2 separate regions of the Homo sapiens genome follow, and region 2 is linked to region 1. Evidence: read pairs that join two places in POLR2A ChIA-PET (ENCODE). Cell type or tissue: B cell. All regions are shown on one strand.

Region 1 (5,000 bases):
GAGAAGCGTGTCATTAGGTGACTTCGTCATTGTGGGAACCTCATGAAGTGTGTATACACAAAGCCCACTTCAGTTAGATGGTGTGGCCTATTGATCCTAGGCTACAAACCCGTATAGCATGTTACTTTACTGAATACTGTGGGCAACTGTAACACAATAAGTTTTTGTGTATCTAAACATTAAAAAGGTACAGTAAAAATATGGTATAAAAAGAAAAAAATGGGCTGGGGGCAGCGGCTCATGCCTATAATCCCAGCACTTTGGGAGGCCGAGGTGGGTGGATCACTTGAGGTTAGGAGTTCAAGGCCAGCCTGGCCAACACGGTGAAACCTTGTCTCTACTAAAAATACAAAAATTAGCCATGCATGGCGGTACACGCCTGTAACCCCAGCTACTCGGGAGGCTGAGGCAAGAGAATCGCTTGAACCCGGGAGATGGAAGTTGCAGTGAGCCGAGATCGCGCCATTGCATGCCAGCCTGGGTGACAGAGCAAGACTGTGTCTCAAAAAAAAAAAAAAAAAAAGAAGGTGGTACACCTGTATAGGGCACTTACCATGAATGAAGCTTGCAGGCTTGGAAGTTGCTCTGGGTGAGTCAGTGAGTGAGTGGTGAATGAGTGCGAAGGCCTAGGACATTACTATGCACTGCTGTAGACCTTACAAACACTGTACACTTAGGCTACCCTACATTTATTTTTTAAATTTTCTTTTTCCAATAATAAACTAACCTTAGCTTACTGTAATTTTTTATTTATAAGCTTTTTATTTATAAACAATTTAATTTTTGACGCTTTTGTAATAAAATGTAGCTTAAAATACAAACACATTGTACAGCTGTACAGAAATATTTTATTTCTTTATATTCTTAATCTATAAGCTTTTTTTCAAGTTTTAAAATTTCAAAACTCTCATTTACATTGACTTTTTTGTTGAAAATTAAGACGTAGGCTGGGCACCGTGGCTTATGCCTGTAATCCCAGCATTTTGGGAGACCGAGGTGGGTGAGTCACCTGAGGTCAAGAGGTCGAGACCAGCCTGGCCAACATGGCAAAACTCTTGTCTCTACTAAAAATACAAAAATTAGCTAGGCGTAGTGGTGTGCACCTGTAATCCCAGCTACTTGGGAGACTGAGACAGGAGAATCGCTTGAAACCTGGAAGCAGAGGTTGCAGCGAACCGAGATGGCGCCACTGCACTCCTGCCTGGAGCAAGGCTCCGTCTCAAAAAAAAAAACAAAAACAAAAACCATAAATGCACACATTAGCCTAGGCTGAAACAGGCTCAGGATGGTCAATGACATTATCACCCACCTCCACATCTCATCCCATGGAAGGTCCTCGGGGCAATAACATGGAGCTGTCGTCTCCTATGATGACAATGTCTTCTTCTGGTTACCTCCTGAAGGACCTGCCTGAGGCTATTTTATAGTTAACATTTTCTTATAAGTAGGAATACACTCTAATGATAAATAATATCGTAAACACGGAAATGAGTGACAGTTGTTTATCATTATCAAATATTATGTACTGAACAGAATTGTACTGTTATGCTTTTACACAGCTGGCAGTGCAGTGGGCTGGTTTGCACCAGCATCCCCAGAAGCATGTGAGTAATGTGTTGCGCTGTGACGTGATGACAGCTACAGCAGCACTACGTGATGGGGATTTTCCAGCTCCATTATAATTTTGTAGGACCTCTGTCCTATATGCAGTCCATTACTGTGGTACATGACTATTTGTGGAGCCCCACGGGTAATTCTCAGAGGCAGCTGATGCCGAGAACTGCAATGTTAAGAAGTAACTGTTTAGGCTGGGCACAGTGGCTCATGCCTGTATTCCCAACACTTTGGGAGCTGAGGCAGGTAAATCATTTGAGGCCAGGAGTTTGAGACCAGCCTGGCCAACATGGCGAAACCCCATCTCTACTGAAAATACAAAAATTAGCCAGGTGTGGTGGCGCACTCCTGTGATCCCAGCTACTCAGAAGGCTGAGTCAGGAGAATTGTTTGAATCCGGCAGACAGAGGTTGCAGTGAGCTGAGATTGCCCCACTGCACTCCAGCCTGGGCAACAGAGTGAGACCCTGTCTCAAAAAAAAAAAAAAAAAAAGGACTTAACTAACTGTTAGGCAGAATCAATGAAAACTAAAAATGCACCTATTCTATGATTCAGTAATTCCGCTTTGGTGTGTGTTCAAGAGAAATTTGTATATTTGTTCACCAAAAATAGGTATAAGAATGTTTAGCCGGGCATGGTGGCTCACGCCTATAATCCCAGAGCTTTGGGAGGCCAAAGCAGGTGAATCACCTGAAGTCAGGAGTTCCAGACCAGTCTGGCCAACACCGCGAAACCCGTCTCTATACAAAATTAGCCGGGCATGCTGATGGGCGCCTGTAATCCCAGCTACTCGGGAGGCTGAGGCAGGAGAATCACTGGAACCTGGGAGGTGGAGATGGTGGTGAGCCGAGACCATGCCACTGCACTCCAACCTCAGCAACAGGGCGAGACTCCATCTCAAAAAAAAAAAAAAAAAAAAAAATGAATGTTTATGGCAGCCTTGTTTGTAATCTTCAAAACTGAAAACAACCCTATGTCCATTAACAGTAGAGTAGATAAATGTGATACTTATAAACAATGGAACTTTTATAAGCAACGAAGTGGCTGAAGGAGTCCAACATAAAAGAGTATCTACTGAGTGAGTCCATTTATATACGTTCATATAAATTAATCAATGGAGATGTTAGTCACACTAATGCTCACCTTTAGGAGGCTCTGGTATTGACAAGGAAGGCTTATGAGGGAAGCTTTAGGATGATGGCGGTTTTCTGTATCTTGCTCTGGGTAGTGGGTAAGTGGGTTTATACAAACCTAAAAATGCATGGGACTGTACACTTATGGTTAGTACACTTTATGTAAGTTGTACCTAAAGTTTTTTTTAAAAAGTGAATGGTTCAGAAGTAGAGAGAATGAAAATAAAAACTTTTGTTTTTTTTTTTTTGAGATGGAGTTTTGCTCTTATTGCCCAGGCTGGAGTGCAGTGGCGCAATCTCAGCACACCACAACCTCCACCTTCTGGGTTCAAGCGATTCTCCTGCCTCAGCCTCCTGAGTAGCTGGGATTACAGGCATGCGCCACCATGCCCGGGTAATTTTGTATTTTTAGCAGAGATGGGGTTTCGCCATGTTGGTCAGGGTGGTCTCGAACTCCCGACCTCAGGTGATCCACCCGCCTTGGCCTCCCAAAGTGCTGGGATTACAGGCATGAGCCACCATGCCCAGCCTGAAAATAGAACATTCTTGAAAGAAAATTGGTAAAAGGAAGAAAAGAGAAAAGTAATTGAAGGAGATGACAGAGATAAGCTCTTTCAGGATGAGTTCCTTTATGTTTGTAGACAGAGAAGAAAGAGCTAGAACATGAGGGGATAAGGATATTGATAAAAGAGGGTTGTTATTGCCAGTTTACCTTGTCTATCCCACCTAATGGACATCTTGCTCATCATTGCAGCCTGAGGCCCTGGAGAGGGCTTGTCATATAGTATTAATAGATACTGTTTGAGTGATTGGATAAGTAGGTAGACGGGTGTGTGAACGGTCAATGGATGAGTGGATGGGTGCGATGGATGGATGGATGGATGGATGGATGGATGGATGGATGGATAGGCGAATGGATAGGTGGGTGGGTGGGTGGATGGATGGATGGATAGATAGATGGATGTGTGGGTGGGTGAATGGATGGATGGATGGATGGGTGGATAGGTGGATGGATGGGTGGATAGGTGGGTGAATGGGTGAATGGATGATAGCCATATGGTGGTAGTGTGGATGATGATGATGATGATGATGATGTGTGGTGTGAGGATGATAATGGATTGATGATGTGTGGGTTGGTGGAGGATGATAAATGATGATAGGTGGATGGGTGGATGGATGGATGGCTAGTCGGTGGGTGGATGGATGGGTGGGTGGGTGGATGGATGAGTGGATGAATAGGTGGATGGGTGGATGGATGAAATGGACAGGTAGTTGGATGGATGGGTGGATGGATAGATGAATGAATAGGTAGATAAGTGGATGGGTGGATGGATGAATGAATAGGTGGGTAGGTGGATGGATGGATGGGTGAATGAGTAAAGATGGGTAGATGGGGAGATGAAAAGGTGGACAGATGGATGAATAGAACTGGGGGTGGAAGCTGAAGTGTGTTATTAAAGTAAGTGACTGCAGAAAGTGAGCAGAGACTGAGCTGAAAATACAGGTGGGGGTTCATCTGAGTCAGAAAGAAAGTAAGAGAAGGTGAAGATACAAGGGATACTGAAGTAGTCAGGAGGATATGTGAGGGAATACAGCAAGGTGAGTTATCTTAGTCTAAAGAAGAAGGCGTGGCAGTGGAGTCTGGACTTGAGCCATGTGAAAAAAGTTTAAAGCCACCTACAGGGAAATTCTATAAAAAGCCAACAGCCGATGAATTTGAGGATTACAGAGGCCACCAGTTAATCTGTTCTTTTACTGATTAAAAAAATAATAATAAGAGGCATTTTTTAAAGCCTATGACTTTGATTTGCAGATGAAGTACAACTTGCCTTCCTGGTGTGACCGAGTCCTCTGGAAGTCTTATCCCCTGGTGCACGTGGTGTGTCAGTCTTATGGTGAGTTCAAACACTGGGGAAAGCAGAACAGGATCAGAGAATGGCACCAAGCTGGGAGGTGTGACTGCCCTAAAATCTAAGGGCTTCAGTCTGTTGATGTGTCAAAGGGAGGAATTCACTGTAACCCTAATCAGGCGACCTGGAAATGTTGATGCTTCCCTGCCTGTCTTGTGCTGCCACCTAATCCATATCCCCTGCTTTAGGAGACATTTGAATTATAGAGCACTTTTTTTCTTTTTCTTTTTGAGACGGAGTCTCACTCTGTCACCCAGGCTGGAGTACAATGGCATGATCTCATCTCACCACAACTTCTACCTCCTGGGTTCAAGCGATTCTCGTGCCACAGCCTCCCCAAGCA
Region 2 (5,000 bases), 190 kb after region 1:
GCCCGATTGGATGCTGGGGCCGTTGGCTTTTAGGAGGTGGGCAGAAGAGGAAGAGGAGGACTAGTCAAAGAAGGAAGGACTGGCAGGGGAGGAGAAAGAAAGGGGGCTGCAGAGAAGCCCCAGAACCAGCACAGTTTACCTCTAAATACCTCAGTGTATGTCTCCACAACATGAGGATATTTTCTTATATAACAATACCATTATACCTGAAAAAACTTTTTAACATTTAATATCCAGATCATTTTCAAATTTCCCCAGTTGAACCAGAAATGCCATTTATGACCTTCCTTTTGGGAACCAGGTACCCATCAAGTTTTACGCATCATCTTTGGTTGTTGTTATCTCTTTAGTTTGTTAAATTAGAACAGCTTCCACTGTTCTCTCTTCCCGTTCCCTACCTGCCTATAACATCAACTTTTTCAAGAGACAAGGGCAGTTGTCTGGTATTAATGACTTTTTTTTTTTTTTGTTCAGACAGAATCTCACTCTGTCGCCCAGACTGGAGTGCAGTGGTGCGATCTCGGCTCACTGCAACCTCCGCCTCCCAGGTTCAAATGATTCTCCTGCCTCAGCTTCCCAAGCAGCTGGGACTACAGGCGCCCGCCACCATGCCCGGCTGATTTTTTTATTTTTAGTAGAGACGGGGTTTCACCATGTTGGCCAGGCTGGTCTCGAACCCATGACCTCAAGTGATCCGCCCACCTCGGCCTCCCAAAGTGTTGGGATGACAGGCATGAGCCACCGCACCCAGCTGTATTAATGACTTTTAATGGCAAAAACCTCCATTACTTTTGTACCAACCTAATAATCTTTCTGGATTTTTCTGATTGTTTTCCCATCATTCTTTTACATTGTTGTTTTATCTCCTATATTTCCTATAAAGTAGAAGTAAGCAGTTTCAAAGACTCTCACTTCTATATTTTGGTTGACATTTTGGGCATATCCCTAAATATGGAATGCTCTGTGCTCTACCGCATCCCACTTGGAGGTGGGTGTGTCCTGTCAGGCTGTCCCCCTCTGCTGTGTCATCGCTTGGTTTACAGATTTCTAGGTCTTTTCTTCCTCTTTTTTTTTTCTTTTTTTTTTTTTTTTTTTAATAGAAGTGGGATCTCCCTACGTTAAGCCAGTCTGGTCTTGAACTCCTGACCTAAAGTGATCCTCCTGCCTTGGCCTCCCAAAGTTCTGGGATTACAGGCATGAGCCACCTTGCCTGACCAGATCTTTTCATTGGAGATGTGATTTCCCCTTTACAGTTAGGAAGTAATAGGTGATTCCTGGGCACTGTGCAAATATCCTTTACCCCAAATGGTTTCCATATTCATACACAATACAGGACTTGCCTGAAGCAATTTTATTATAAGAGTTTTTAAAATGGAGATTCCTGCCACCCCCATTGTGTCATTTATTCCACATTTATCTGTTGGTGTTATTCTGTAAAGATATTTTCTTGGGGCCAGGCGCGGTGGCTCATGCCTGTAATCTCAGCACTTTGGGAGGCCAAGGCTCAGGCGATCACTTGAGGTCAGGAGTTCGAGACCAGCCTGGCCGATATGGTAAAACCCCATCTCTACTAAAAATACAAAAAAATTAGCTGGGCATCGTGGTGGACACCTGTAATCCCAGCTACTCCAGAGGCCGAGGCAGGAGAATCGCATGAACCCAGGAGGAGGAGGTTGCAGTGAGCCAAGATCACACCACTGCACTCCAGGCTGGGCGACAGAGCGAGACTCCATCAAAAAAGTGAAAATAAAAGGATATTTGCTCACTTCAACCGAGTTAAGGACCACAGTTCCTCCTAAAAAGGCAGGTCAATTGCTGGATTCTTTGTTTAATTACCAATGTTCGAGGTAAGGATTTGGTAAATAGTCATCCCCAGTAGAGGCAAATGTTTCTCTCCCCCCAACCCTAAACCCCCACACCCACCCTGAGTATCACTATATGGATTCATGGCAATTTTTATTCAGTGTTTTACAATCAGTTACAGTCATTCTTTTTGATGCTAAAATTATCCTGATTTTCCTGGAAACACACCTTCATCTGGCTCTTTGGTCTTTAAAGGCTTGCTTGCTATGTTGCGATCTGTTTTCATCTTCTGGATAGAGTCCTGGAGCTGGAGTTTCAGGTAGAAGGGACAGTGTGCGTCCTGTGGCCGAGGCTGCCAGCCCACAGCGTGCATTGCTGCCCATTTCCTGCCAGTCCTGGGACGAGAGTGCCTAGGAGTTTCAAGATTTCAGGCTGGCAGGTCTTTGTTTTCCTTTTTTGGATTGGCTTAGGTTTAGGGTTGTCTCAGCCTCATAAAGTGAGTTGGGTAGCTTTCTGTGAGGAAGGCTTTTGTCTCTGCCTCTCATATTGCATCTCCATTTATTTTATTTTTTGGGGGGAGGTTCTCATCTGTAGGTTAGACCATCTGTCTCCTTACCACTCTGTCCATCTCAGTATTTTTCCCTGTCCACTGTATCCATCAGCATTCTGGGGGCCTCAGTTTTGTCTTTTTGCCACCAGTGACATTTTCTGTAATGTACATTTTTCCCTTTGACTCCTTCCAGTTGGATTTTAATTTTTCCGTAGTGTGATTGTTTTTGTTTTCTAATCTTGGTCAGCATCTTAGCTTGTTGTCTTTTAATTTCAACCTATTCTCATTTTGGTGCTCCCTGTCTTTTAAAAACATTTTAATTTTAACTTTTTAAATAAAGGCCACGTCTTCCTGCATCTTAGGACAAGAATCACATCTTTTCTAAAATGGTCTTCCATTTTCTGCAATCATTCATTTCAGGTTTGTGCATGTACTTTATGGCATGTTTTTCCATCAGCCTCTCCCCTCCCCCTTTCTGTTCTGATGTGATGTTCCTTGAATGGCGTTTGCCAGGCTGCGGGTTTGAATTGCTGTTTCCTGGGGACTTGGCTGGGCACAATCTGGGGCTGGCCGTGGGGTGATCGGCCACGGGCCCAGGCTGTGTCTCTGCTGCTCTGGGCGGGCTCTCCCCTCACCTTGAATTCATGTGCAATGGCCCCATTTTCCGTGTCCATGTGTGTTCCTGAGTAGTGGGTGTTTGCTGATCACCTGCTGCCCACTCTGCTGGCTCTGCTCTTCTGTGTCTGAGGGTAAAGGGTGTCTGCCTCCCTTTCCCCTGCAGGAAGGGCTGGACTCTCATCCCCTGATGAATGGTGCTTTGTCCTTATAGAATGATGGAAGAGGGACACTCTTTTTCTTTTAAACCTGCTATTTTAACCATTTTAAAGTGCACAGTTAAGTGCCATTAAGTACATTAATGGTATTGTGTAACCATCACCTCTATCTAGTTTGGGAACTTCTGTATCCCCTACATGGAAATCCCTTCCCCATCGTGAGTCACTCCTCATTTCCCCCTCCTCCCAGCTGCTGACAACCACTAATCTGCTTTCCATCTCTATGGATTTGCCTATTCTGGATATTTCATTTATTATTTATTTATTTTTTAGATACAGTCTTGCTCTTTCTCTCAGGGTGGAGTGCAGTGGCTCAATCTCAGCTCACTGCAATCTCTGCCTCCCAGGTTCAAGCGATCCTCTCACCTCAGCCCCCCCAGTAGCTGGCATTACAGGTGCACTCCACCATGCCTGGCTAATTTTTGTATTTTTAGTACAGAGGGGGTTTCACCATGTTGTGGCCAGGCTGGTCTCCCAATTCCTGACCTCAAGTGATCTGACCGCCCTGGCCTCCCAAAGTCCTGGGATTACATGCGTGAGCCACCGCACCCGGCCACTGAGCACTGTGTTTTCAAGGCTTATTTACGTTGTACGTTTCAGAACTTCTTCTTTTTTTTTTTTTTTTTTTGTTTGAGTGAATAATACTCTGTTCTGTCAATGTACCACATTTTGTTTGCTCATTCATCGGTTGACAGATATTTGGGTTGCTTCTACCTTTTGACTATTGTGAATAGAACTGCTGTGAACATTCATGTACAAATTATTATTTAAATACCTATTTTCATTTATTTTGTATTTTTTTTTAAATTTTTGAGACAGGGTCTCTGTCACCCAGGCTGGAGTGCAGTGGTGCAGTCATGGCTCACTGCAGCCTCCACATCTTGGGCTCAAGCAGTCCTCCCACCTCAGCTTCCCAAGCAGCTGTGACTACAGATGTGTGCCACCATGCCTGGCTAATTTTTTAATTTTTTGTAGAGATGAGGTCTTGCTGTGTTATCCAGGTTGGTCTCGAACACTCGGGCTCAAGTGATCTTCTTGCCTTGGCCTCCCAGAGTGCTGGGATTACAGGTGTGAGCCACTGTGCCCAGCTGACCTGTTTTCATTTCTTTTGGGTACGTACATGTGAGTTAAATTGCTGGATAATTCTGTGTTTATCTTATTGAGGAGCTGCTAAACCACAAAGGCTGCACCATTGTATGTTCCCTCCAGCAGTGCATGAGAGTTCTGATGTTTCCACACTTGCCAACTCTTGTTACTTTCCACTTATTATAATATAAATGTTATAATATTTAATAATTTAAGAATATTATATTATTCAGTTCCTCAATGACTAACAATGTTGAGCATCATTTCATATGTTTATTGACCATTTGTATATATTTTTTGAAGAAATACCTATTCAGGTCCATTGCCCATTTTCCAATCGGGTTGTCTTCTTGTTGTTGAATTGTAAGAGTTTTTTATATATTTTGGGTACTAGAACTTTATCAGATACATGATTTGCAAATATTTCCTCTCATTCTGTGAGTTGTGTTTTCACTCTCTTGATAGTGTCCTTTGAGGCACAAAAGTTTTGAATTTTGATGAAGTCCAATTTTTTTCTTTTGTTGCTCGTGCTTTTGGTGTTATGCTTAAGAAACCATTGCCTAATCCAAAGACAAGATTTATACCTATGTTCTTCCACGAGTTTTGTAGTTTCAGCTATTATTAATATATTTAGTCTTTGATCCATTTTGAGTTATTTTTTGTATGTGGTGTGAGGTCAGGTTCCAACTTCATTCTTCCTGTGTGGATGTGCAGTTGCTCCAGCACCA

What was found. ChIA-PET counts read pairs that join two places held together with the same protein. Peaks named below come from ENCODE experiments on the same cell type or tissue, not always from the same donor. Only the 100,000 strongest peaks of a DNase experiment are listed, where the experiment ranks them.
Region 2: POLR2A ChIA-PET joins it to region 1 with 9 read pairs; 2 of 35 experiments call an interaction of 5 or more read pairs at or near these places.

Annotation. Positions count from the first base shown.
Region 1 is chr2:233,172,705-233,177,704 of GRCh38, forward strand. It overlaps INPP5D (inositol polyphosphate-5-phosphatase D), which reads left to right. Exons shown (of 27, transcript NM_001017915.3): 18 at 4,561-4,642. Among named protein-coding and RNA genes, the nearest start is that of ATG16L1, 76 kb to the right of the region's middle. In B cell, no CTCF peak of the experiment used is centred here; no DNase peak of the experiment used is centred here; H3K27ac peaks cover 439 bases.
Region 2 is chr2:233,366,776-233,371,775 of GRCh38, forward strand. The region is part of intron 1 of DGKD (diacylglycerol kinase delta); the gene reads left to right. Among named protein-coding and RNA genes, the nearest start is that of DGKD, 15 kb to the left of the region's middle. RefSeq lists a silencer at 955-1,155. In B cell, no CTCF peak of the experiment used is centred here; no DNase peak of the experiment used is centred here; H3K4me3 peaks cover 671 bases; H3K27ac peaks cover 3,651 bases.